Regions from separate parts of the Homo sapiens genome. Here region 2 is linked to region 1. Evidence: read pairs that join two places in POLR2A ChIA-PET (ENCODE). Cell type or tissue: HCT116. All regions are shown on one strand. Each heading gives the region's core, and the rest is flanking DNA. Links, peaks and the distances in the headings are about the cores only. Region 1 has its middle 41 kb from the start of ARHGEF3-AS1. Region 2 has its middle 8.9 kb from the start of HESX1.

What was found. Peaks named below come from ENCODE experiments on the same cell type or tissue, not always from the same donor. Only the 100,000 strongest peaks of a DNase experiment are listed, where the experiment ranks them.
Region 2: POLR2A ChIA-PET joins it to region 1 with 8 read pairs; 5 of 35 experiments call an interaction of 5 or more read pairs at or near these places.

The regions. Positions count from the first base shown.
Region 1 is chr3:56,975,709-56,987,153 of GRCh38, reverse strand. It overlaps a transcript of ARHGEF3 not described here. Among named protein-coding and RNA genes, the nearest start is that of ARHGEF3-AS1, 41 kb to the right of the region's middle. In HCT116, for the core only: no CTCF peak of the experiment used is centred there; a DNase peak (open chromatin) is centred at 6,163.
Region 2 is chr3:57,203,109-57,214,553 of GRCh38, reverse strand. It overlaps a transcript of HESX1 not described here. Among named protein-coding and RNA genes, the nearest start is that of HESX1, 8.9 kb to the right of the region's middle. In HCT116, for the core only: no CTCF peak of the experiment used is centred there; no DNase peak of the experiment used is centred there.

The DNA.
Region 1 (11,445 bases), core at 1,234-9,233:
TGCAGCTTTGACCTCTTGGGCTCAAAGGATCCTCCCATCTTAGCCTTCCTAGTAGCTGGGACTACAGGCATGCATCACCATGCCCAGCTAATTTTTTCAATTTTTGTAGAGATGGGGTTTTGCCATCTTACCCAGGCAGGTCTCGAACTCCTGGCCTCATGTGATCCTCCCATCATGGCCTCCCAAGGTGTTGGGATTACAGGCATGAGCCATCACACCCGGCCTCCAAAGTGTTTTAAACATCACTTCACCCGCAGTAAGGATTCAATATCCATGGACCATCATTACTATTAAGATTATGACCATCACTCCAGACCTATTTTTATTTTTATCTTTTTTTTTTTCAAAATTCGCATGCGTTTATCCTCTTTTCTGCCCCCACTTCTTTCCTACCTACTGTCTCCTCCCCAGTGACTACCCCCACTACTACCCTGAAACTGCCTTCGAGGTGACCAGCCATCTGGAGAGCCAAAGCTGTTGGGGGGTTTTGTGCAGTCTTCATCATGGACTCCCCTTTCACAGCATTGGGTCCTGGCTCCGCCTCCTCCTGGAACACTCGATTTGCTGGCTTCCCCCCAACCCCTTACTCCCAACTGCACCGTCCCCAGGGCTGTTGCTTCCGGCCTCTTCTATCACTGCAGGTCCTTGCCTTTGGTCACCCCAGCCATGCCAGGACATTGGCTTTGACCTCAGCTGCAAATCCCAGTTCCCCACTGTTGCCAAACCTTTCTGTCTACAGCTCCCAGGGGCCCCAGACTTTGTATGTGTTAAACTCAGATTTCTGGAGGCTGGTGAGGGATGAGCTGCCTTCAGTCTCAGAGACTAGAGGCAGAGATTAGGGACAACAGGCCTTTTTAAGCAACTGAGAATTCAGTCTGAGGGCACTGGGAAGCCTTTGCAGGTGGAGGCAGGATAAACCCCAAATCTGTCCACCCCTAAAGACCCTGCACTTCCTGATTTTTTGTTGGGCTCTTTAGGTTGCTGGTAGTTTGTGGGTGTGTGGTTTCTTTTACATTTAATTTCCCCCTGCTGGTGATTCATGCATCCCTCCTAGACTCCAGAGCCCCAAATACAATGTTAATAAGTTGCATCTGGCAGAGTGCAGCGTGCTGGGGTGTTTGTGACTGCACTATATTGATGTTTGGTAAGTTTCTGAGGCCTGGCTCTTTGAGAGTCTTTGAACAGGGCCTTCTCTGGGAGCCCAGCAGCAGCAGCCTGTTGTAGAGGGACCTCCCTGAGTGTCCCTGGTGACCTTCCAGCCAGGCGGCATCACATTGCCCCTTGCTGCTAATTCCCCTTGCCCACCCCCAGCCCCACCTGTGGGTATGTTGTCCATTTACATCCTCATTTGTTAGAGTCTGTGCCTTCCTCTCACCTGCTTGTTCATTCTGGCCAGGGCCCAGTGCCCAGGAGGCATGGTGAATGTGCGTGAGGGGATCGAGGGGGCGAGGCCGCAGGCTGCTCTCAGCTATGCTGTTCCCAGGGACCCGTGCACTGCTGCCCCTCTCAGAACCTCAGTTTCCCTATCTGTCTTTACAAAATAGCTGGCCCTGAGCCCTGCTGCCCACCTGTCTGTGGAATACATGTGGAGAACAGCCAATGTGGCAGAGCCCCAGTTCAGGGGTGGAGGCGGCGAATGAATATGTCACATTGTCGCCCTGTAGCGAGTGCAATGCTATTCTGGCTGCCCCAGTGCCAGGACAGTCTGAGCAGCAGTGATTTTTAAAGAGAATGTGTATTCCAATTTAAAATCCTGTGTTTTAAAGGCTGGGCGCGGTGGCTCACGCCTGCAATCCCAGCACTTTGGGAGGCCGAGGCGGGCAGATCGCCTGAGGCCAGGAGTTCAAGACCAGCCTGGCCAACATGGTGAAACCCTCTCTCTGCTAAAAATACAAAAATTAGCTGGTCATGGTGGCGGGCACCTATAGTCCCAGCTACTTGGGAGGCTGAAGCAGGAGAATCACTTGAACCCAAGAGGCAGAGGTTGCAGTGAGCTAGGATTGCACCATTGCATTCCCCGCCTGGGCGACAGAGTGAGACTCTGTCTCAAAAAAATCAAATCAAATCATGTGTTTCTGTTAGAAGATGTCCTTGTGTTTCTTTGCTTTTCTTCAGAAGCATTCATAGGCCAGGGGTGAAAAAACTACCATCTTTTACTCCAGAAGAAATATGACTTCCCATAATACTTTAGATTTCCAGTATCTGGAAGGGTAACTGATGTTGCTTTTGCTGATAGCAGGTAGCAAAGGTATTGGTCATTACGGGGCCACCAAGGATCCTGGAAGGATCCTTTTCTACTGTCCAAGGCCGGGCTCCCCTCCCCTGTTTTCTTTTCCTCCCCTCTCTAGTCCACTCTAAGAGCCAAACTAATCCAAATATTTTTCTTTCCTCTGTAGGCCCTTGGTGTTTCATAATCTAGAAAACTCTAGGGAGTAATGTTCACTTGATGTAGTTTCATGTTGGCAGTTAAAAATGAACTTTATAAAACAGACTTGTAGTCCATTTGGGAAATGCACAAAGTGATTTTTTAAAAAGTTATGCCACGATCAATATTATAGTGTTTTCCTTATCTTTTTTTTTAAACCTGTGAGTTTATTTATGTAACTTTATATTCTAGTTTTTCGTCCAGTATTTTAATATAATCATTGCCTCATGACAAGGGCAAATCAGACATCACAGTTTGCGGGGCTTGTCCACCTCCCTCCCTTCCTTGTAACATACTCGCCCACCCACCTACCCATCATGTGCTTGTCCACTTACCAACCATCCATCCATCATGGATTGAGGGGCTCTTCTCTGAGGAACAGGGCTGGGTTCTAAGAAACAATTATCAATGCGACAGGCAGGGTCCCTGCCCTTGGGGAGTTACTGCTATATAGTGGAACCAGTGTGTAAGTAAACACAGGGGAAAATGGCAGATTGTGGGGGTCTCTGGGTGGTGGGCAGGGGGCTGCAGCCCACGGTGTGGTTTTGACTTCCATGCATGGATGGCAGCTCAGTGGTTGTGTAAGCTCTTGTGGCTGCTGTGTGTCTGTGAGGCTATCCACAATGGGAGGCTGGATTTAAACACTAGATCTGGAATTTCCCTACAAAAAGGTGCCCCCATGAGTGCTCAGGACTGTGGGGTCCTTCTATGTGGGGTGAACTGAGGGACTGTACAGTGTGGCAGGGTCAATTATTGAGCTGGGATAGCCAGTCTTTTTTTTTTTTTTTTTTCTCGAGACGGAGTCTCGCTCTGTCACTAGGCTGGAGTGCGGTGGCACAATCTCAGCTCACTGCAACCTCCGCCCCCAAGGTTCAAGCAATTCTCCTGCCTCAGCCTTCCGAGTAGCTGGGACTACAGGCGTGCACCACCACGCCTGGCTAAATTTTGTATTTTTAGTAGAGACAGGGTTTCACCATATTGGCCAGGATGGCCTCGATCTCCTGACCTCATGATCCGCCCGCCTCTGGCTCCCAAAGTGCTGGCATTACAGGCGTCAGCCACTGCTTCCGGCTGATAGTCAGTTTTAAAAGGAGACATGAACCTGACCCAGCATGCTGACCCTGCAGAAGGGGGCTGTGTTGTAAATGCATTGTTCTCTGGTGTTAGAAATTGCATAGTTATTTGTAGCATCACAGGTACTATTGGAGGCGAGGGGATTTTTTAGAGGGATTTCTTAGAAAGCTTTATGTCTGCAGCAGAGTCTGAAAGGATATACACCAGGCCAGGGATCACCAACTCTGAGTGTGACAGAGACCAGGCAGGACCTTACATGAGTGGCCAGGGAAGGGCAGGGGTCACAGTGGGGAGGGATGGAGACCCCAAGAGCCCATGGTCCATCTGAAGGGGGCAGCTACCACTCAACCCTAGCAGACCATGGTCACTTGTGGAAATAGGGGCCCTTAGTGATGAGATTTTTTAAAATATTGAACTGAAGCTAGAGACTGTACCTGATTTCTAAATGAAATCTAGATTTTTAAATGTTGGATGCTACCTCAAAAATAAATACATATATACATACATACACCCTAGGGGTCATATAAAATATACCAGCAGTCTTCCCATTTCTGACTTGTACCTCAAATTTAACTTAGAAGTTAAATTATTATTTTTTTTATTGCTTACTTGTTTACATTTTAATTTTGTTTGTTTGCCTTTGTAATGAGCATATGATATTTATTTGTAAGCAGGAAAGAAGAAGGAAGACATCTTTATAACCCAAAGGGCTCCCTACCCTTTAATTTTTGTTGATGGTCCCTGGGCAGGTGGGTGACGGTCAGGTTGCCTGGACTGCGGGGCTGGCTGCTGGAGTGTTTGCTCGGTGGGAAGAGGACCCATATCCAGAAAGAGGAGGAAGGACAGCCAGGGGTTCTGCAGGCCAGGTCCCAGGGCTGCTGACCAAGGCAGCAGACAGGTGGGGACCTGGGAGCACACTAGGCACTCACTCATTCCATCATCCATTTCCTCATTCATTCATTCATTCACCGGATGTATACTGGGTACTTATGGTTCAGAGACCTGATCTGGGCCTTAGGGTTATAGCAGCGAACAAAGTAGACAACAATCTCCACCCTTATGGGATTCAAGAAACAGTAAGTAAGACATAGGGTAGGTCTGATGGTGCTAAACACCATTGAAAACAGGCAAGAGGGGTGGATAGGAAGGCTGGAGAGGGCCACAGTTTCCAACAGGATGGTCTGAGAGAGTCCCACTGAGAAGAGCCCTGAAGGAGGGGTTTCGCTCCATTACACATGAATTAAGTGCTTACTGTGTGCTAGGCACTCTGGATGGTCCCCTGGGAACATTCCCATTTTGATGCTTTCTTTAATGAACTTTTGCAAAGAAACAAAGCATAGTTCTTTTGGTTGCATGTGACAGAAATAGAATGTACGCTTGCTTACTTTTTTTTTTTTTTTAAAGAGAGCTCACTTTTTATCACTGGCAAGTCTAGTGATAGGCTACCTTCAGGCATAGCTCGATCCAGGTGGTTAATCTGTGTCATTAGGAGCCTTCTCTCTCTTGGTCTCTTGCTCTGCTTTCCCCAGGTTAGCTTCTTTCTCAGGTAAGCTTTCTGCACAAGATGCCCTGCACAGCTCCAAGTTTGCATCTCATCAGCTCAGTGCCTGTCCCAGAAGGACTGTATATCTGTTCTTTAATGCCAGCCAAAGTCTTGGGGCCACTCCCACTGAACAGGCCAGGTTACATGCCCATCTCTGGAGCCTGGGGTTGGCCCTTCCTGAATCACAGTGTCCCAAAGGGGAGAGGGCATCCCCCAACAGAAAATCTGGGTGCTGTTAGCAGAAGAATGGGGACTAAATGCTGGGCAGTGAGGAACAGCAGATGTCCACTCTGACAACACTTGGATTAAGGAAGCAGGAAGGGCTGAAAAAACAGCCTGAAAACAGGGAGACCTTCAAGGGTCCCAGCCTGTGACCAACAGACCATGTGAGCTTGGCCAGGTCTTAGTGCTCCAGTCCCTAAATGAGGGTGGTCAGCTGGTTCTCTGAGGATCCTTCCAGCTTGTGATCTGTTTGAGTTTTAGATACATTATCTGAAAACAGATATGACTGAATTAAATTACCAGGTTTGAAATAATACAGGGTTATGGATCCTGGGTAGAAGTTTTTTTTTGTTTTGTTTTTATTCAACAACTAGCTCTGTTGGTGAATTGCTGAGGAAGCCGTGAAGGACATGAGACCCACCTCTGCTCAAGCTATGCTGCTCCTTGCTGGTGGCACCTACCTACACCTCTGCCTTTATAGTGTGCAGCAAAGCTTTGCCAACTTTTCAGTCTGGTAATGGAAAGTGAGCTTCACTGTCATGGATGTCATGCTTTAAAGGCTAGAATGATGCATTAAGAAAGATTTACCCTGGCCTCATCTTCCAGTGCAAACTTATGAGTAGGCCATAGTTGAAACATGACTACCAACAGCTGTAGGGAAAACCAGCTGTGTGGACATCGGCATGTGTTTCCAAGACACCAAGCAGATATCTCAGTCCAGAATTTTGTTTTAATGGTTATATCTTATCTTGACAGACACATACCAATGTATTTCCCCAGGAAGATGGGGAGGGAAGACAGGGATTGCTCCTTGGCGACTCTGCTGATGTGACTTTCTGTTAGTCAGACGTCTGCAGGGGCCAGCATTTGTGTTGAATGGTGGAAGGCTTGGGAGTGAGTCATCTCAAAGCCAGAAAACCATGCATCACCCTCTCCAGGAAGTACTGGCAGTCATACAATTGCACAAGTAGGCAGCCACAGGCCATGTGGATATTGAGGTGGGTAGTGCAGTCAGGCAAGAGCCTCGGAGGCCGATGAACTTGACTTGAAGCCTGGTAGCATTGCTGCTTCTTGGCTGTGTGACCCAAGTCAAGTTACTTGAGCTCTCTGCACCTGAGTTTCCCATCTGTAAATCTGAACGATAATGGCACCCACTCGTAGGAGAACATACTTCAGGTTCTTGTCAGCCAGAATAATGACTACTGTTGGTAGTGGTGCCATTCCTAATGGGCTAATAGGAGACAGAGTGACATAATATTCATAGCAGCTAACATGCACTTTACATATTAGGACCATTGTACTCATTATGGGTACTGTTCTTAGCTCTTCTAAGAGCTAAGGTAGATAACGTGATTATTCCCACTAACCTACGTAGGTACTATATATGGTCCCGACCCACAATGAGTCGCCTTACAGTTTTTAGCCTTTCTGATGGTGTGAGAGTGACACGTATCCAGGAGAAACTGTACTTTGAGTCCCCATACAGCCATTCTTCTTTTTTTCACTTTCAGTACAGTTTTCAGTAAATTACATGAAATATTCACCACTGTATTACAAAACAGGCTTTGTGTTTAATAATTTTGCCCAGTTGTAGGCTAATGTGAGTGTTCTGGGCATGTTTAAGTGGGCTAGGCTTTAAAAGCATGCATTAAGGTGCCAAATCCAGATAATTCTATATTTTCACAATGTGGCATAAGCAAGTCTTCTTGCTACTGCCTTACTTATTGGATTTGTAGGGTAAGCTGAGCTGTGATGTTTGGTAGGTTAAGGGTATTAAGTGCATTTTCGACTTACCATTGTAAGTTGAGGTGCGCGTGAGTTATCATCATCATTCTCAATTCACAAATGAGGAATCTGAGGCACAAAGAGTTAGGTAACCTGCCTGGAGTCACAGGGCAAGTGAGTGGTCGATGTGTGATCAGAACCCACGCAGCTGGTTCCAGAGCCCTTGCTTCTAACCACCACCGTCAGTAGTCTCACTGCAGAAATAAGAGCTGCACAGGATGCTTCCTATAGGTCAGGAAATGTTCTAAGCACCTTCTAAGGATTGAGTCCTTTAACTCTCATAACAACCAAACCCTTGTAAGTTGGTACAATTATTTTCCCCATTTTCTAGATGAGGAAACTGAGTCACCCACAAAGGGCTAAGAAAAGGAATTCACATCCTCGTTGGCTGGCTGATTTAAGACAGGGAAGCTGACCTCTCTGAGCCCCAGCGTTGCCATGGGCTGAGAGGCGATCTAGGATAAGCACCACCTGCAGTCGTGATGTGGACCAGACCTTCTTTGGAGGGGGCCTACTTTATTCCTAGTGAGGGCCTTGCTCACAGACCCCGGCTTTATTCCTGGGCCTGTGCCTTGTCTCTGGCTGCCTGTGGCAGCTGGACAGGGCTGAGAGCCCTTGGGAAGGTGTGGCATCTTGGGGGAAGAGGATTTTGAAGAGATGCCTCTGCCCCTGGCTTGGGCCTCCTGTGGCAGCAGGAACGAGCTTGGCCCTACCACGGATGCAATGGCAAATAACACTGTGAACCTGTCCCAACCACTGCAGGGCAAACAGTTGAATATATCTGGGTCTCAGTTTACTCAGTTGCAAAATGGGATGAGTGTGGAATGAAAGCATGCAATTAAAGGTGCCAAATCCAGATAATTCCATATTTTCACAATGTGGAATAAGTAAGTCTTTTTGCTGCTACCTTATTGGATATGTAGAAATTTTCAAGGAGCTTTCTTTCTTTTAGAGGTAAGGTCTCACTGTGTTGCCCAGGCTGGAGTACAATGGTGCAATCATAGTTCACTGCAGCCTGGGCTCTGGGCTCAAGCCATCCTCCCACCTCAGTCTTCCAAGTAGTTGGGACTACAGGTGCATGCCACTATGGCCGGCTAATTTTTTTATTTTTTGTAGAGGTGAGGGCTCACTTTCTTGTCCAGTCTGGTCTTGAACTCCTGGCCAGAGGTGATCCTCCAGCCTTAGTCTACCAAAGTGCTGGGATTATAGGTGTGAGCCACTGTACCCAGCCTCAAGGGGCTTTCTTAATAACTGGTTCCTATTGTTGGCTGTGTGAGCTCTGTCTAGCTTCTCCCTCTCTGGCAATGTTAGGAGCTGTACCCTTATTGCTAGGCCCATGTTTGTGGTTATTTTGTCCAATTAATTATCGTTAGGATGAACTTTTGGGTCATTTTAATGCTCTTGGAAAATGATGTCAAATTACCCTGTGGAAATTTCACGTCAATATATACATTTATAGTTGTGAAGCACAGTGCCTGTTTTCTCCACATTCTTTCTTGCATTTGATATGCCCATATAGAAGTTGCTAATTTGAAATATAAACATGCTAACTTATTTAAATTTCCATTTGGCTAGTTAGTAGGGAGGGTGAGTACTTTTTGTTTGTTTATTGATTGATTGGGTTTTTTATTTTGTGAGCTATGTTATGGCAAAGCATTTCAGTTTTCTTTTTCAAATAAACTAAAATTTTCTTATTACAAAAATGTACATGTCATAAAATTTTAGACAGTGTAGGAACGTGTGACATGGCACATGCAAGTTCCCCGGATCAATCCTAACCTTGAGAAATCACCACTGCTGACAGTATGGGAATGATAATTCCAGAATCTTCTAGAAATTTTTGAGTGCTATCCATTTGACTTTAAAGACTTCTGAAGGTTCATTCATGGTTTTCATGTGTTAAAAGGTGTTTTGTCCAGTGACATCTTTGTCAAATAAAGGTAGTAGGCTTATTTTGATAAATTTATCTTTTCAGAGAAGCCATGTAGCCTAGTACGGGGCGGGGGTGACCGCACCTGGGGTCCCCACTGAATGCTGGCATGTCTCCCTGTGCTCAGCAGGGTGTATATGGATCTGTTGGCCTTGTCTGGTCTGTTGACAGGATTGCTTTTTGTCTCTACTGTCAGGCTGTTGAGCTGGAAGGGCAGTGACGGGAGGCTGAGGGGCTTCTGCTCTTTTGACAGTCCCAGCACCATTGCCTTAGTGATAGTCACAGCCAGTTTCTACTCTCTATGTACTTTGTGTGCTTGAGTTTACTTAAACCTCACAACAGCTCTGTGAGGTGTAAAACCTAATATTATTCCTATTTTTCATAGTCTAAGACATGGATTCCTAGAGGCCGAACCCATTTGCTTAGGGCCACAAGATAGCCAGCTGGAACTCAATTCCAGCCCTGCCAGGCACCAAGTCCCCTGGAGATGTTAGCTGTTCACTTTGCAAATCTCCATTTCTCTGCACCATCTCTCCATGAGCCCCATCTCCCTGTCAGCCTGTGTATTTATTGGCCTGGTCCAGATGTGTCCAGGGACCTGGGGAACCTCCCATCGGTTCCCATTATTATAAAGACTTTGAGCAAGTTGGGGGCAGGTAAAAGGACATGTCTCTCCAAGGGCTGCATCCCAGAATCAGGGCTCCCGAGTGAGTGGGAAGAGCATCTTTGCCTGGGTCATAAAGTGTGGTTGCCATGGCGGCAGCATGGCAATGCTGATGCAAGTGCTGGCCCTGTTCCCAGGAGCCCATCTGGTGAGCTGAGAGTTAGTGAGGGGCCCAAGAGAATGGGGCTTGCTCTGCCCTGTGCTTTAGATGGACCATGTTTGATAGAAATATTTGGTAAGTAGCACGTAGCTGATAATTACAGTCATTTTTCTCGCCCCAGTTTGTGGCTCTTGTGGATTAGGCAGCCAGAAAAATCTTGATGCAACTTGGTGGAGCTCTGGGGCAGGATCCTGGAATTGGACTGTCTGGCCTTACCCTTTAGTAGCTGTGAGGCATTTCTAAATCTAAGCTCTCAGTGCCACAGCTTCCTCATCTGTTACAGCCCTTATTCCACAGGGCCCCTGTGAGGATTAAATGAGTTAATCCTCATAAAAAGCACAGTACGAATAGTAGTAGTAGTATGAAAATAGTACTAATATTACCCTCTTTTACTCAGAATTACCTCATACCCGCCACTCCCTTTTTTTAGCCGTCATTGAGGTCTGCCAGGATTCAGCATGGTGGCTTGCTGTTTGGTGCAGTGCTGAAATCAGTGGCCTTGACATTACCTTCCTTTCTACCACATGAGCTCTAACAAGCCTGACGCAGTTCCACTCCCACATTTCACTGACAGTTTGGGAATAAACATGTTTTTATGTGTGGCCCCAGTCACTGCCAAAAACAGCATTTATGGAGCATCTAATTACCTTGGAGACTGTGGTGGGTCCTGTATTGGAGTCAATAAACTGCTTTAAGCAATGCTGGCTAATTTAAGAATTTTTGGCATTTTAAACTGTTAGGATCAACAGAACATTTATTATAAATGCCCATATCTGAGGACCCACTTTTAAGATTGCAATGTTCATTTTGGAGGGGTTGGGCCACCTACATATGGATTTATTAGTTTCTGATCAATATAGTATTGAATAAAATATAAAGACTTTCTTCTGCTCCTCCCAGGGCAAGAAGCCCTTACGGAGTACCTGTTTGATAGAAACTAGTAAAGTATGGTATCTAGAGATATAATTTTTGAGTAAAGAGTTTTCTAGGATTTGAAAAACATGAATTGACCGGATGCAGTGGCTCACACCTGTAATCCCAGCACTCTGGGAGGCCGAGGCCGGCAGATCACTTGAGGTCAGGAGTCCAAGACCAGCTTGGCCAACATGACGAAACCCCGTCTCTACTAAAAAATACAAAAATTAGCCAGGTGTGGTGGTGGTCGCCTGTAATCCCAGGTACTCGGGAGGCTGAGACAGAAGAATTGCTTGAACGCAGGAGGTGGAGGTTGCAGTGAGCCAAGATTGCGCCACTGCACTCCAGCCTGGGCAACAGAGCAAGACTCTGTCTCAACAACAACAACAAAAAACACCTTCTAAGCGTTGATTATTTGATCGAAATCTCTTTAAAATGTTAAGAAAACTGAGCCATTAAATGTTTTAAATTGAAATTACCCTTCTATTAAAAGTATAATATGCACACAGAAAAGTTTACCATTAATCTCCATGGATATTTTTATTTGCAGATGTAGAAAAACCAGTGAATAAGACTAATCTCTGATCTTTATTGTTTTTATTATTTTTTTTTAAGTCCTGTTATACTTCATGTAAAGAGAACCAACTCAGTATTGGCTCTGCGCCTGGTACATAGTAAGTGTTTGAGTTTCCATCTCCTTTCCTCTGTTGTGGCTGCTTCTGCAATG
Region 2 (11,445 bases), core at 1,712-9,711, 230 kb before region 1:
AGAAGAAACAGGCTCAAAAAGGCTAAGTTATATGCTCAAAGTCACATAGCTAAGAAGAGCTGGAATTTAGACCCAGATAATCTGACATCAGAGTTCGGTTCTTAACCCTTCCTCGGTCCTATTCAATCTCACTCAAGTAGATTTGGGACATTTTCTGTTCCCATAGTCACTTGTGCCTGTATCTTTATTTTATTATATTGTAATTGTGTATGTACATACTGGTGTTCCTAGAAGACTAAAGAGAATGTTACTATTTATATTTACAAAAGTAGAGAGAATAATGAATCCACATATACCAGTCTCTAATTCAACTCATCAACATTTTGCAATACCTGCCTCAATTATCTCTTTCTTGGTTTTCTGTTTTCCTAAAATATTTGAAAGCAAAACCCAGACATCATGAAATTTCACCTGTAAATACTTCAGTGTCTTTTAAAGGGGCATATTAGGTAACCATAATCACATTATCATACCTAATAAAATCAACATTAATTACTATCCTCTTAATCATGAGTTTCTTGAAGGCAGAAATGATTTCATCTCTATGCTCTGAGTCCTAGTGCACTCCCTGATAATATGTTGGAGTTTAACAAATGTTTGTTATCATTGAAAAGTTTATTTATTTGTTTATTTGAGACGGAGTCTTACTCTGTTGCCCAAGCTGGAGTACAGTGGCACGATCTCGGCTCACTGCAACCTCCGCCTCCTAGGTTCAAGCAATTCTCCTGACTCAGCCTCCCTAGTACCTGGGATTACAGATGCCTGCCACCGCAGCTAAGTTTTGTATTTTTAGTAGAGATAGTGTTTCACCATGTTGGCCAGGATGGTCTTGAACTCCTGACCTCGCGATCCGCCTGCCTCGACCTCCCAAAGTGCTGGGATTACAGGCGTGAGCCACCGCGCCTGGCCAGAAAATTAAAGTTGTTTAAAACCATAACATTTATCCCCCAGGAACAATGTTATAAATAACTATCAGGTTCTTGGGTTAACTGACAACTCCCATTTAATCTACAGCGATTAGATTAAATAGCACTAAAGTTTAGGCCTGAGCCCTTTGGGGCCTTAAATCCAAAACCATTTTATCTTTGAATGTTGAGTCTGAGAAAAACCTGAGTCTAATTTAGCTCAGCCCTGAGTTTTCTTGTTCCCACTGTCAATCCAGGCAGGACATAAGAACAAGGGTTTGACTGGATGAGAGTGTTCACTGGTAAAGATTTCTTAGAAGGAAATATGGCAGCATCCACTAAAAAATAATATGCTTTTCAAAGAAAGTTTTCCATGGATTTCCATGCATTTCCGTGCACCCCTGCATGTGTGCTAACATGTATGTAGAGGATGTTCATTGCCAAAATGGTATAGTAAAAAATTGGAGACAACCTATATGCCTCATTATCTGGGGTATAGATTGATAAAATTATGGTTCATCCACTTGTAGTGCCAAGCAGGTGTTGAAGGGAGAGGCAGAGCTATACATGTTTGTGGTGTGTGTGTGTGTGTGTGTCACACTATGGGAGAGTGGACCACATTACAGAACAGTACACGTTTGACCCCATGTGCATGTGTGCCAGGGTGGGGAACATCACACACCGAGGCCTGTCGGAGGTGAGGGGCTGGAGGAGGGATAGCATTAGGAGAAATACCTAATGTAAATGATGAGTTGATGGGTGCAGCAAACCAACATGGCACATGTATACCTATGTAACAAACTTGCACGTTGTGTACATGTACTCTAGAACTTACAGTATAATAAAAAAAAATATGTGCATATGTGCATCCTCCTATTTAAGTCAAAGTATTTTGAAAGACAGGCAGGAGAAACGCTACATTGTTAGTGGTGATAGCCAGTAAGCTGGGGAGGTAAGATGGGGTAAAAGTAAAGGAGACTATCATATTTTTCTCCATGTACTGTTGTATAGAATGAATCTTTTTTAAAATTTACGTTTTTTCTCTTTGCTACTTGGATCAGCATAGAATGAATCTTTTTTTTTTTTTTTTTGAGACAGAGTCTTGCTCTGTCCCCAGGCTGGAGTGCAGTGGTGTGATCTTGGCCCACTACAACCTCTACCTACCTGGTTCAAGGGATTCTCCTGCCTCAGCCTCCCAAGTAGTTGGGACTACAGGCACGTGCCACCACACCCAGCTAATTTTTGTATTTTTAGTAGAGACGGGGTTTCACCACGTTGGCCAGGATGGTCTCGATCTCTTGACCTCGTGATCCACCCACCTCAGCCTCCCAAAGTGCTGGGATTATAGGTGTGAGCCACCACGCCCAGCCTATAGAATGAATCTTTTAAAAATAAAAATGCATTTGTCTTTTGGTTGACTTCATATCAAATTTTTTAAATCAAGGGCTTGATATATACAAGACATTATACTGTAAACAATTTTAACTGGTTTGAAAATGAAAAATATAATACTTTACTCTTTTGAGATTTGAGAAGAGCAAAGGCTGAAATACTTTTTAATTGTTATAAACCAAATGTACTCAATAAACTTACTTAACATTTCCTATGTGACAGGCACTGTGCTGGGTGCAGGGGAGATCGAAGACTGTATGAAACAGATCTTGCTCTCCTGAACCTTGTAATCACTGGGAAAGCTCCTGTGTGTCTCTAGTAACAATGGCAGACAAGGGCCATAGAAACCACAGAGTGCCACAAATATGAATTGTTCAACATGACTCGAGATTTTTAGATTTTAAACTTGGATTTTTTTTTTTTTGAGATGGCGTCTCACTCTGTCGTCCAAGCTGGAGTGCAGTGGCGCGATCTCACCTCACTGCAACGTCTACCTCCTGGGTTCAAGCAGTTCTCCTACCTCATCCTCCCCAGTAGCTAGGATTATAGGTGCTTGCCACTACGTCCGGCTAATTTTTGTATTTTTAGTAGGGACGGGGTTTCACCATGTTGGCCAGGCTGGTCTTGAACTCCTGACATCTTGTGATCCACCTGCCTTGGCCTCCCAAAGTGCTGGGATTACAGGCGTGAGCCACCATGCCTGGCTTTTTTTTTTTTTTTTTTTTTTTTGACAAGGTCTCTCTCTGTCACCCAGAATGGAGTGTAGTGGCATGATCACAGTTCATTGCAGCCTCAACCTCCTACGCTCAAGTGATCCTCCCACCTGAGCCTCCTGAGTAGCTGGGATCACAGGCGCATGCTACCACGCCCGGCTGAAGGTTTTTCAATTTTTGAAGAGACGAGGTCCCACTGTGTTGCCCAGGTAAGTCTTGAACTCCTGGGTTTAAGCAATTCTCCCACCTTGGCTTCCCAAAGTGCTTGGATTATAGGCATGAGCTATGGCACCTGGCCTAGACTCAGATTTTTTTTTTTTTTTTTTGAGATGGAGTTTCACTCTGTTGCCCAGGCTGGAGTGCAATGGCACGATCTTGGCTCACCACAACCTCCACCTCCCGGGTTCAAGCGATTCGCCTGCCTCAGCCTCCCTAGTAGCTGGGATTACAGGCATGTGCCACCATGCCCGGCTAATTTTGTATTTTTAGTAGAGTTGGGGTTTCTCCATATTGGTCAGGCTGGTCTCAAACTCCCGACCTCAGGCAATCCGCCCGCCTCGGCCTCCCAAAGTGCTGAGATTATAGGCATGAGCCACTGCGCCCAGCCTAAACTCAGATTTTTAAATGAATGCCCTATCTCAATTTTTATTAAATTTTAGTTACAGAATGCCATAGTGTCTTCTCTTCTGTAGATTGCCCTGGAGTGATACACATGTAGTTCAGAGAAAACTGGGATTACTTTACACATTAAAAAACAATAGTTAAACCCTGTTCAAGTAAACTTAAACAATAAACAATACTAGTACAGTATTTAAGTTGCATGTCAGGTTTCAAATGTCACATCTTGCTAGTCCCATCTGTCCATCCATCCATTTAATTCACTTATTCAACAAATTTTATTGAATGTCTACTTGGGCATTGTTCTAGGAAACACTGAAGGCATTGCAGTAAAAAATAAACTTATATTTAAGAAAACACATTTTAACATTAAAAATACTGAAAGTGTGAAATCAGTGCAATTCCTATGCAAAAGTAAGGAAGGGGCAAGGTTCACTGGAGCTTTGCTTATTCCATTTCTTATTACGCTCACAGCATAATAATTGTATGGCTGGTTTACAGAAATCTCTGCCAAAACACCTCAGACCTAGTACGTTTTTCCTGATGTTAATGATTTGGATATTAATTGAAATACACAATTTAAAGATAAATATTTATCAAAACATGAATAGATTTACATGTTCCTAAAACAAGAAAAAACATAAACCTCTCAGTTTTTACTTCATCTTGTATGTATAGATATTTGAAATATAGACTGTCCAATTTTATTCCTAAAATCTCTTCTCTCTAATGTCAATATGTCAGACTTTTCTTTCTCATATCAAAGTAATTGTTGAAAGATATTGATATCATATGCAAAGTTTTCACAGTTTTTTTCTTAATTGATTAGTACACTTTGGTATTTATACCATGAGATCATTGGTGAAGATGTTACAATGGCCATTAATAGGTGAAGTCAATAAAACAGGATTTGGAGACAGAAAATACAAGTCAAGGCTCTGCCACTTCCTAGTTAGTGACTTCTGGTATTACAACTGTACTCTCAATTTCTGTTTTCTCAGCTACCAAATGATAAAAGATTCGTGAGAAGATTAAACACAAATATGCTAAAATGCTGGAGAAGCAATAAAGCTCTGTAGATATTTTGTGTTTGTATTCATTATAACATTGTGCTAAATAAACAGCATTTATTAGAAACCAGCAGAAGATACTATTTTAATGGTGAAATACTGTTCTTATGTCAGAACAAAACAAAGGTGTTTGTTTTTTGTTTTTATCATCACTATTTTCTTTTCTTTTTTTTTTTTTTTTTTTGAGATGGAGCTTTACTCTTGAGATGAAGTCTCACTGAGATGGAGTCTCGCTCTGTTTCCCAGGTTGGAGTGCAATGGTGTGATCTCAGCTCACTGCAACCTCCACCTCCGGAGTTCAAGCAATTCTGCTGCCTCAGCCTCCCAAGTAGATGGTACTACAAGCCCCACCACACCCAGCTAATTTTTTGTATTTTTAGTAGTGACGGGGTTTCACCATATTGGCCAGGCTGGTCTCGAACTTCAGATGATCCACCCCGCCTCCACATCCCACAGTGCTGGGATTACAGGCATGAGCCACTGCGCCCGGCCTATCATCACTATTTTCAGTATTGTTCTATACTTCTAGACCAGCACTATCCAGTAAAACTTCTTGCAGTTATGGAAATGTTCTCTGTCTGTGTTATTCTGTTTGGAGCCGCTAGCCATGTGTGTCTGTCCAAGTTTAAATTAAATTAAACTTAATTACATTTAAAATTCAGTTCCTCAGTTGCACTAGCAACATTTCAAGTGCTCATTAGCCACATGTAGCTAGTGGCTACCATATTGGATAGCTCAGATGAAGAACATTTTCATCATCCCAGAAAACTCAATTGGTTTAGAAGTTCTAATCATCCAGAATTACACAATAATGTTGAATAAGAGTGATAATGAAAGCATCACATATTTATCCATCCATCCATTTTATGTTTTATGCATTTTTTTTCTTTTTTTTTTAGATACAGTCTCACTCTGTCACCCAGGCTGGAGTGCAGTGGCATGATATCAGCTCACTGCAACTTCGCCTCCCCAGTTCAAGCTATTCTCATGCCTTAGCCTCCCAAGTAGCTGGGATTACAGGCATGTGCCACCATGCCCGGCTAATTTTTGTATTTTTAGTAGAGACTGGGCTTCACCGTGTTGGCCAGGCTGGTCTCGAACTCCTGACCTCAAGTGATCCGCCCGCCTCGGCCTCCCAAAGTGCTGAGATTACAGGCGTGAGCCACCGTGCCTGGCCTACAACTTACTTTAAAATGCATAAAACAAGTCCGGGCACCGTGGCTCACGCCTGTAATCTCAGCACTTTGGGAGGCCAAGGTGGGTGGATCACTTGAGGTCAGGAGTTCGAGACCAGCCTGGCCTATACGGTGAAACCTCATCTCTACTAAAAAAAATACAAAAATTATCCGGGTATGGTAGCACACGCCTGTAATCCCTGCTGCTAGGGAGGCTGAGGCAGGAGAATCGCTTGAACCCGGGAGGCAGAGGCTGCAGTGAGTTGAGATCGCACCACTACAGCCTGGGAAACAGAGCGAGACTCCATCTCAATCAATCAATCAATCAATCAAGTTGTAGACGTCAATATACTTCCCTCTTAAACTCTTTAGCATACATAACATTGACAAGTTAAGTACTTGTTTATGCTTTTATAGATAAAATTTTGCATATAGTGAACAAATTTTAGAGTACCAATCAATGAGTACTGACAAATGCATACAGCTGTGTAATCCAAATCTATCAAAATATAGAACATTCCCATCACCCCAAAAAGTTTCCTCATTTTTCTTCCCATTTAGTCCCTGCCATCACCCCCACCTTCTGAAGAAAGTGAAGAAACAAACAAAACAATCACTTTAATAGAAAAATGGGCTGAGGGAATACACTATTATTTCACAAAAGAAGAAATACACATTGACTAGTAAACCTGTAAAGAAATTAATGCCCAACCTTACTTGAAGAAATGTGAAACAGATTATTTTATGCGTCAGATTGGCAATAATTTAAAATGTTTATAACAGTGAGTATTGGCCAGGGTGTGGGAAAGGGCGCTCTCATGACGACCCAAAATGCTCTTTAACTTATCCAGAGTATATTTCAATAATTATATGCATTTTTTATTTTATGAATTCCATTTAGTTCTTTTTAAAATCTTCCCAGTCATTTCTGATAATTTCTTCTTGCTTGTCCCTATTGATGATTCTAACTTTTAGTTCTTTAAACTTTCACTTGTTAGAAATTTTATAATCTGTTGTTGTTAACTCCCATATCTGAATTTCTTCTAGATCTGTATCAGTTATGGTATAGACTTGACTGCTATAACTTACAGACCCCAAACAACAAGACAGACATTTATTCTTTGTCCAAGTAGGTAGTCCAGTACTGATATGGAAAGTCCAATCCACAATCCACAGGGCTCCAAGTCCTCTTCTCATTACACTGCTATTCTCAACATTTTGTCAGCTCCCACCATCTTGTCCACAATCCAGACAGTAGAAAAGAGAAAATGGGAACACAGAGGGGTCACCCCCACCTTTTAATAGCTGGGCCTGAAAGTTAGACATGTTGTTTCTACTCACATCTCAGAGGTAAGAAGTCACATGATCACACCTATATGCAAGGCAGTCTGGGAAATGTCATTGTTAACCTTTACCTAAAAACTATATTGTGGCCCAGTATAGTGGCTCATGCCTGTAATCCTAGCACTTTGGGAGGCCGAGGTGCGTTGGATCACTTGAGGTCAGGAGTTCAAGACCAGCCTGGCCAACATGGTGAAACCACATCTCTACTAAAAATACAAAAAATTAGCCCGGCATGGTGGCACGCACCTGTAATCCCAGTTACTCAGGAGGTTGAGGCAAGAGAATTGCTTGAACCCAGGAGGTGCAGGTTGCAGTGAGCCAAGATCGTGCCACTGCACTCCAGCCTGGGCGACAGACTGAAACTCAAAAAAAAAAAATTATACTGCTACTGAGGAAGGATAGAATGGATATTGGTGGACAACTAGCAGTCTCTGGAACAAGCTATAAATCTCGTTTCTGCTGGCTTTCCCTCATGAGGTGGCTGGCCTCAGATGCTTGATGATCTTTGATTATGAGCTTATGTTTGCTTGCTGTTAATCTGTGGAAATCTTGTGAACCTAAATTAGGGATGCTTTCCTCCAGAGAGGGTTTAGTTTGCCTTTTCTAGGAACCAAGAGGAGTCTTCAGCCCCACCTACTGCTAGTCTGAGGATTAATATCTTGGTTTTTGATGCTAAAGTTATTTGCCCTTGGAGGCGACCCCATGTTTACCATTTGGTTACTGATCACTGCTCGCAGTTCTGATTTCAGTGCTTGGTTACTGGTTTTGGTTTTTGTTTTGTCTGATGAACAAACACATTTTCTCTTACTTGTTGAGATCTCAGCAATGCATTTAAAGGTATGTTTTATCTATAATCAAGCTGTTTTGTAATAGAAGGGTGTTACAAGGAATATGACCCAGCATATTGCCAGACCAAAAATGTCCCATTCACTCTTCAGTTTACTTTCAAGTCTGGCTTTTTCTCTACTTTTTAGGCTTGCCAAAGCTGCCAATAATACCTCTTTGTTAACAAACCTAGTGGATATATTTCTGTCTTCATGTTACTCAACTTCTCAGCGGCATTAACACAGTTGACCATCATTTATTCTTTCACCTAGTATGAGCTAAGCACTGTTTTGTTTTGTTTTGTTTTGTTTTTGTTTTTTTGAGAAGTTGTTTCGCTCTGTCACCCAGGCTGGAGTGCAATGGCGTGATCTCGGCTCACTGCCACCTCTGCCTCCTGGATTCAAGTGATTCTCCTGCCTCAGCTGCCCCAGTAGCTGGGATTACAGGCACGTGCCACCACACCCAGCTAATTTTCCTATTTTTAATAGAAACACTGTTTCACCATGTTGGCCAGGCTGGTCTCAAACTCCTGACCTCAAGTGACCCGCCCACCTCGGCCTCCCAAAGTGCTGGGATTACAAGTGTGAGCCACTGCGCCTAGCCCAAGCACTGTTTTGAATGCTAGGGAGTGAACAGGACACAAAAAAATCCTATAGAGAGGAAACAGACAATAAACATAATAAACCTATATTTTGTAATATGGCCAAAGGTGGTTAAGTGCTGTGGAATAGAAATGGGAACAGGGCAAGGGATGTCAGGAGTGCTGGAAGAGAGGTTGCAGGTTAAAAGGGGAGAAAGGTAGGCCTCATTGAGAAGATGATATTTGAGCAAATACTTGAAAGAGATAAATGGGTAAGCTGTGGGGATTCACAGGGGAGGAACATTACAGATGGTGACAACAGCCAGTGTAAATGCCTTGAGGGAAGACTGTGCCAGATATTTTCAGGAAGAGTCCAGTGTGGCTGGAACACAGTGAACATGGGAGGGAGGAGTAGGAGGTGAGATCAAGTAAATAAGGAAGGCTGGCAGGTCATGTAGGGTCCTGCAGGCCATTGTAAAGACTTTGACTTTTCTTGAGATGGGGAGTTGTGTTTGTGTTTGTTTGTTTGAGACAGGGTCTTGCTCTGTGTCCTAGGCTGAAGTGCAGTTGTATAGTTCACAGCAGCCTTGACCTCATGGGCTCAAGCGATCCTCCCACCTCAGCCTCCCAAATAGCTGGGACTATGGGTGCAGGCAACCATGCCTGGCTAATTTTTTAATTGTTTTGTAGAGTTGGGGTCTCACTGTGTTAGCCAGGCTGATTTTGAACTCCTGGCACCAAGTGATCCTCTGCCCTCAGCCTCCCAAAATGCTGGGATTATAGGCATGAGCCACCATGCCCAGCCAGGAGCCATTTTTTGAGCACAGTTGTGACATGAACTGACTTATGTTTTTAAATGATCCCTCTGGCTGCTGTGTTCATAGAAAGCCATGGTGGGTCCAGGGTGGAAGCAGGGACCACTAGAGATGCTATTGTAACCATTCTTTTCCTTGACCCTTTTCCCTCTCTTGACTGTATTCTTGTATCTCCAGATTTTTCTCCTGTCTTGCTAGCTGCTCCTTTTCCAGTACCACTTCTGTCCCTATCTCCAAATGTTGGAGAACCTTAGACTCAGTCCTGAGACCCTTCTTGTATCTAGCACCATTCACTGAGTAATTTTTTTTTTTTTTTTTGAGACAAGGTTTCACTCATATATCCAGGCTGAAGTGCAGTGGCATGAATACAGCTCACTATAGCCTCTACCTCCTGGGCTCAAGGGATCCTCCTACCTCAGCCTCCCAAAGTTCTGGGATTACAGGCATGAGCCACTGTGCCCAGCCACTGGATGATCTTATGCAAACCTATAGCTTCTAAAACCATCTCTTTGCTGGTGATGCATAAACTTAGCACTCTAGCACTGAGCTTATAGCAACTTGCTATCCAAACTGGAGGTGTTCATTACTCCCCAAACCTTTCCTTCCCTAGCCCAGGCTTTCACATCCCAGTAAATGGCATTGTATTTGCTCAAGCCAAAAAACCTAGTCATCTTTAATGCCTTCCTTTCCCTCACCTCCCTATCCAATCCATCAGCAAGATATGTTCTTTAACCTCTGAATCAAATAGGTATTTCCTCTAAAATGCTATGTATATAATAACCTCAAAAACTTCAATGGAGCCAGTGTAATGGCTGGCACCTGTTGTCAACAGCTACTCTGGAGGCTGAAGCAGAAAGATTGCTTGAGCTCCAGAGTTCAAGATCAGCCTGGACAACATAGTGAGATCCTATCTCTAAAAAAACATAAAATAAAATAAAAAGAAAAGAAAAAACTTCAGTGGCTTAAACAATGAATATGTTTCTCACAAAACTGCAGGTCAGTTGGTATTTGGCTGAGATTGGCTGGACTTGGCTGACTTGGCTGCAGGCTGCAAGATGGATTAGGATCTGATCCATGTGTGTTCATTCTGGGGCTCAGGCTGTAGGGCAGCAGCTATCTCAGGGATGATCTCACAGTGAAGTCAAAAGCACAAGAGGGGGCTGGGCACCTGTAATTCCAGCACTTTGGGAGGACGAGTCAGGCAGATCACTTGAGGTCAGGAGTTTGAGACCAGCCTGACCAACATGGTGAAACCCCGTCTCTACTGAAAATACAAATTACACGCCTGAATCCCAGCACTTTGGGAGGCTGAGGCAGGCAGACCACTTGAGGTCAGGAGTTCAAGACCAGCCTGACCAACATGGTGAAAACCCATCTCTACTAAAAATACAAAAATTAGCCAGGTGTGATGACATGTACCTGTAGTCCCAGCTACTCGGGAGGCTGAAGCAGGAGAATCACTTGAACCTGGGTGGTAGAGGTTGCAGTGAGCAGAGGTTGCGCCACTGCACTCCAGCTTGGGTGACAGAGTGAGACTCTGTCTCAAAAAAAAACAAAAACAAAACCCCTAAATGGGCACACTGAGCTTCTGCTCACATCACTTCCCACAAACAAGCCCAAAATCAGGAGGTAGGAGGTATACTGTATTCACCATGAAACCACAGCAAGGGGATGGTTGTATAAGATATTATGGGGATTGGAGAATTGGGACCAAGTATTCAATTATTCTATCTCCCATAACCTTCTAAAGAATTGCACTTCTCTCCAAATCTACCCTCTCTCCTCACGCTTTTTTCAAAGGATCATCATCTTTTGCCGCTAAACAATTGTCTTTGTTTTCACCACTGTATCCCTCACACCTAGAACAATGCCTAGCAAGTAGTATATGCTTAGCAAATTATGTGTTGAATAAATAACTCCCCAACTGATCTCCCTGGTTGCACTCACTTCTCTCTAATCCCTTTCCACAGAGCAGCCAGAGTAAGGTTTAAAAACAAATTCTATCATT